Linked DNA regions of Homo sapiens: region 1 is linked to region 2. The links are chromatin contacts, found by Hi-C in ENCODE. All regions are on one chromosome and are shown on one strand. The core of a region is the stretch at or near the end of the contact, and the rest is flanking DNA. Distances in the headings are between cores, read along the strand shown.

Evidence for each region. Hi-C counts contacts between places; a loop is a spot of excess contacts on that map. Pooled maps may share reads with other maps.
Region 1: a loop to region 2 is called in a pooled map, with 1.8 times the contacts of the local background. The contact joins the promoter of IRAK3 here to the promoter of HMGA2-AS2 in region 2. A Hi-C loop is called at or near these places in 1 of 50 pooled maps.

Annotation. Positions count from the first base shown.
Region 1 is chr12:66,187,710-66,190,727 of GRCh38, reverse strand. IRAK3 (interleukin 1 receptor associated kinase 3) reads right to left here and starts at 1,514. Exons shown (of 12, transcript NM_007199.3): 1 at 1,296-1,514. The coding sequence starts at 1,428. RefSeq lists silencers at 1,180-1,339, 1,360-1,409.
Region 2 is chr12:65,947,422-65,950,533 of GRCh38, reverse strand. HMGA2-AS2 (HMGA2 antisense RNA 2) reads left to right here and starts at 1,827. Exons shown (of 4, transcript NR_199060.1): 1 at 1,827-2,099; 2 at 2,410-2,770. All of the region lies in intron 3 of HMGA2 (high mobility group AT-hook 2), which reads right to left.

The DNA of each region.
Region 1 (3,018 bases), core at 265-2,764, 240 kb before region 2:
ACTGGCGATGATAATGACTCACAGAGTAATTGGAGAAGTTATATGAGACAAGCCATGTAAAGCATGAATATCTGGATTTCAATGCTATCAACAGAAAGAGAGAGAATAATCTGCCTCACTAATTTACCACACCCACCTGGCCCCATTCACCAACATTAAACTGGACTAAAAACACTTTTCTTTCTCAAAGTCAGTAACTCTAGGAAATCAACGGGTATAAATACTGTCCACGCCAAAATCCATCTCAAAAAGATCTGATGGGGAAGTGACCTTATCCCTCAAAATCCCTCAAATGCACACTGGAAATCTCGTTTTCTAGAAATCAGACTTTTTTTTTTTTCTTAAGGGCCATAACTTAAAATTACAGAGCTTAAAATATATAAACATTTTTTGTATAACCAGAAGCCCATTGCTACAATTCAAAGACTGTCACCATACTGTTCATCAGTAACAAAGAAAACTCTCCTCTTAGGCCTTCTGCTAGTCCTGGTAAGAAAAATCCTATTTCAGACCATTAAAGCTAAGTTATTTTGACATAATCATGATTCTTTTCAATAAACATTAAACATGACATTGTGGAATATCAAATCTAACCAAAAATGCCTGTACTTAACAAAACGAAGATTTTTGTCCGAATTATCTCTGGCTACACTCAACACTTCCAGCAGGCAGTTGCTCAACTTTCCAATGTCTGCATAAAATACAGTTCTGAAGCCAATTTTTTTAGATTAAAATAAAAAGCCACCCTTTAGCATAAACCTTCATTCAACGAAATTGGGTAAATAAGATTTAATTAAGAAAATTAGGAGCCGCGTTCATTGCAAACCGTAGTTTACTTTAGCATTTCACTTGTAATTAAGTTAGGGGCTTAGGGATGCATTGAAAACACCAAAGGATAAGTATCTCAAAGTTCTAAAAATGTCTCAATACTAAAATGATGTTCTGGGGTGATTTTGCAAGGACCAGAAGACATCATACATTGCGAACCCAGTGAGGGTGGCATCGCGGACGAACAGAAGATGCTTTCACGCTGGTTATCTGTCTTTCCCAGGCCTCGGCTCCCTTGACTTTGCAGCGATACCCAAAATTCTTTGAAAGAGAAGGGAGGGAAGGCATCTGGGTCCCAGGGAGTCTCTGCATCCAACCCAGGAAAGGAGGGGGCCGGCTCCCTGGCGGGAACTTCCCGGAGGCCGCGCCAGCCCCGCGAGGGACCCCAGCCATGCAGGGCGACGCCGAGCGGGCCCCGCGGCGCGCTGGGCTCCCCCGCCGCCCCCGGCCGGTCCCCGCCGACTCACCCAGGCCGCGCCAGCCCAGCGCGCCGTCGCAGCTGTCCAGAACAGCGCAGAGCTCTCCGAGCAGCGCGGGCGGCAGGTCGAACAGCAGCGTGTGCGCCGACAGCGCGCCGCGGGCCCCACAGTTCCCCGCCATGGCTCGGCTGCCCGAGCCCCGGGGACGAGGCGGAGTCCAGGTCCCTGCACGCCTGCGACAGGCCGTTACACAACCGCGGAAATCCTGCTTCCACGACGGCAGCAGAGCCCTAGGAACACGCCGTTCTCCGGTCACTGCAGGGGCGGTGCCCACGTGACGCAAGGCGCGCCTCGCCCGAGATGCCCCTGCGTCCGCCTGGCCAGGCCTGGGGGTTACCCGACCCGGGTTCTCCCTTCGCTGGCTTTGCGCCCCTTCACACCTCTGCGGTGGGGACGGAGCTGCCGAGACAAGCAGAGTGCGAACTGGAGAAAGCCCAGAGCTCAGAGCTCCCAGGAGCCCACCGTGCCCCACGGCTAGGCGGTCTCCTGGTGTGGACGGCTAGCGGTGTCATTACTTCTTACAAAAGTTTATTTTTGAAAGCTTCTCCCTTCCTTCCTTCTTCCCTTCCTTTCTTTTCTTCCTTTTTTCTTTGTTTTGAGTCAGGTTCTCACTCTGTCGCCCAGGCAGGAGCGCAGTGGCGCTATCTCAGCTCACGGAGCCTCCACCTATTGGGCTCAAGCGATCCTCCCACCTCAGCCTCCCGAGTAGCTGGGACCACAGTCGCACGCCACCACGTCCGGCTAATTATTTTTTTTCGTTTTTCGTAGAGAGGGAGTGTCGTTATGCTGCCCAGGCTGGTTTCAAACTCCTGGCCTCAAGCGATCCTCCCACCTCCGGCTTCCCAAAGTGCTGGGATTCGGGGTGTTAGCCACTGTCCCGGACTACTTCTTTTTTATCCTGTCAGAAAAACTATCCATGTTCATCGAGGAACACTTGGAAAACCCAGAAAAAAACTGAAAAAAGAAGATAATCACTCACAACCCCACTCAGCCCATCACACTCTAAAAGTTTTGACACATTTTCCTCCCAACTTTTACTGAATTTAAACAGATAAAAATGTACATATATGGGATTATTATTGGAAAAGATGAATGTAGATACCAACAAGAGAAAAACAGAAAAGACACCAAATCAGCGTAAAATTATGTTCGTTTTCTTCACGAGGCGGCCTCTCCTCCATACACCTACTTGGTTTTAATAAATTTTCTTCCTCATGGGCTTCCTTGATGAAATATCGTTCCATCATTTTTTCCTTCCTCAAAGTGCTTCACACAATCTTCCTTTTTGCCTTCAACATGGAGTTTAAGTAAAATTGTTGTTTTGAAATCTTCACGGAGTTTAAGTAAAATTGTTGTTTCAAAATCTTCTAGGTCACATGAGGCATGTTACCAGTGACAAAAAGTTGTTTTGAAAGTGGTGAGAAAAATCTCAGCCTTAGTGACTGGAAGAGTGGGCAGTGGCCATCAAGTGAAAACACCAGAGGTGTTTTGAAACCTCTCAGATTGTAGTCTTTGGAATAGCTGCCCCTAGAGATCACGAGTGATGAAACACTATCATTTCATGCCCCTACCTGAATGGTTTTGCCAGCGAAAATACTTCATAAAAATGTATCTGAAAACTGGCAAAGCCCATACTGTGTGGGCAAGAATTTCGATATCCCGTTGTTCAAGGTTTTATTGTCAATCTGTACACACTGTACACCTACCTACC
Region 2 (3,112 bases), core at 578-3,077:
GACCATGAATCTACTTTCTGTCTCTATGAATTTACCTATCCTGACATTTCATGTAAGTGGAATCATACTATATATGTAGAGTCTTTTGTGTGTGGCTTCTTTCACTGGCCTAGGGTTTTCTAGGGTCATCCATGTGGTAGCATCAGCAGTTCATTCCTTTTCATGCTAAATAATTTTCCCTTGTATGGGTATACCACATTTTACCTATCCATTCATTAGTTGGTGGACATCTGGGGTGTTTCCACCCTTTGGCTATTATGAATAATGCTACTATGAACATTTATATACACGTTTTCGTGCGAACATGTTTTCATTCTTGGGTATGTACCTGGGAGTGGAATCGCTGGTTCATATTGTAATTCTTTGTTTCACTTTTTGAGGAGCTGCCAGACAGCTTTCTAAAGCAGCTGTACCATTTTGCAGTCCGTCCCACCAGCAATGAATCTGGAGTTCCAATTGCTCCGTATACATGCCAATGCTTGTTATTGCCTGTCTTTTTGCTTGTAGACATCCAAGTGGATGTGAAGTTAAACATCATTGCTGTTTCAATTTGAACTTCTCTCACAACTAATGATGTTGAGCATCTTTTCATGTGCTTATTGGCCATTTATATGTCTCCTGGGAAGAAATGTTTATTTAAATCCTTTGCCCATTTAAAAAAAATTTGCTATCTCTTCATAACAAAGTTGTAAGAGTTCTTTTAATGTTTTGCATTCAAGTCCCTTATGATTTGCAAATAATTCTGTGAGTTTGTTCAGTTTCTTCGTGGTATCATGGGAAGAATATTGTGTTATATTGTGTTATATCTGTATCTATTGTATGTGTAGAGCAAAACTCTCCTCTTTTGAGTGAAACATCCGAGGGAATGTTTTTCTGCCTGCCTAACTTTCCAATCGAGTATTAGAGAATACTTCTTATTTCTTTGGCATTATAAAAGATGGATTTGAAGCCTGAGCTTTTCGATGGATTATTTGCTTCCAGTCCTCACTCTCATGTCTGAATATAGGCATGTATTATTCTATCTACACATCGCTGAGATTTGTGAGTACACCTGAGGTACTCTGATGTGGATAGCGACATGCTTTCTTGCACCAGTTCTCCCAAATAACAGCACTTAGGATACGTTCACTATTCACTAGCCCCTGTTCATTCATTCTGAGAGCCCCTTCCTCTCAGAGTTCCTCTCAGTGGTACAGTGGTTTATTGCTGGTACATTAAAAATTCCATATAAAAATCATTAGAGCTTTTTTTTTTTAGATGGACAGAATAAAAATAAAATAAATGGCAAGGTACTTTTGCTCAAAGGAAAAGACGTTCTTCCATTTGACTTTAAATCACAGTAAAGATGACGTCATCACAAAAGCCCAAGTTTTGAGATGATGTTTTCTCCAGGGAAAATCGAACCAAGAACGATGAGGACTTCTTGCCTCTTAGGACACAAAAGCGTGGGCTAATAGAGGATTCATTTCCAAAGGGTCATTTGGAAGAAGAGAGCACTCATCTTCCTCCCATTTTTCCCTGTTGATTACACCTGTACACATGTTTACTCCCAAACCGTTTCAAATCCACATACATTCTTGCAGGCTGACTGGTTCCTACTGCTCAGAAATCCCCCTCCTTTTTTGGCAGAGGCTCCCGCATTCATGTGACTCCTGCACACTGCAGCTCAATGAAATCCTCTGAAAGAGCTGCCAGCTCACCCAATTTTCCATGAATTAGGTCCTGACACTTCAATGAGGGGAAAGACAATGTCTGAATCTCTGCCAGCCCTGGCTCCCGGCCTAGTCCGTGTCACGGAACTTCTACCAGCTACCCTCAGACACAGCACTTCATACTTTTCAGACCACCAAACAAACAGACCCTTGAATACTTTCAATGTTGGTTGGGGTTATGGCTGCCAGGATGTTTTCCCAGCCTCTGGCACCCAATGGCTCCAGACTGTGCCGAGAAAGTTTTTGTTGTTGTTATTTTGTTTTGTTTTTATTTTTATGAATGGCTTTGGTAGAAAACGCAGACTGAAGCATAATACTACCACCATTCATAAAAAGGGAAAGGAAACAAACTGCTGTCTGGAAAGCTTTTTGGACGCCAAACAAACTGTAAGTCTCTTATCTTCCTTGGGGCATCTCTCGGCTCAGAACTAAGTGTTGATTCTTAGAAACCAGTTGCTCCTCGGGGTTCTTGGCATTAAAAACACGACTGGCCACTAGAGTTTTATAAGACCTGAATAACATCAATGATACATATTAGTCTTCTGTGTTGTTAACAGTAAATTTTCATGCACCTTAATAAATGAGTAATATTTTGCACATGCATTTCCTATATGAAAGCTAGAATCCTTTATATTTTTAACATCTGCCCCTTTGTTACTGGGAGGGTCCAGGCCTTACTGTTTTCATTTTCTCACAGGGAAACCAAGGCATAGGGAATTTAAATAATCGTCTGAGATCTTTTTCTAAAACCAAAACAACCCGAGTCTACTGATTCTCTTAATCCCTGATATAATGCTCTGAAGAAACCCAGTCTGTTCCTTGAAAAAAAGAAAAAAGAAAAAAGTCAAATCGAGATCCAATCCAGGAGAAGCTGTACTTCCCGGCTTTGATTTTCATCTCCAGATTGTTCAGCAGGGCCTAGTTCTGATTCCTCCAGGTTGCTGATGAAAAGTGAATCGCAGGGGACAAGAGTCAGACCTGCAAAGTCCAGCTGCCTCACCTCACTTGGAGATTCTTCCTTCATTATCAGTTGTGGAGGGGCTGAGTCCCTCTTAAAGGTGTGTACATCATAATGACTGTTCAGTGAACAGATAGCAAAGCCTTTCAAGTTGTTTAGACAAATCTGATGATCCAATTCTAAGTGTGCACATAGGGAGTTTATACAGTTTAGGCACTTGGTCAACTTGGCATGCAAACCCTTCAATGCACTGAGATTTTGAGTTCATTATGTTGAGACTATTGCACCTTTCAAAAAGCTTGTAATGAAAATCCTCATTCCATGGTTGCATTGAAACTTCTAAAATACAATGGGGTGAAAGAGAGCTTCCTCCCAGAACAAAACATCAATAGCAGCATTGACAAAATCACCAAAGGACTTTGAAGAAATTTTTTGGATTAAC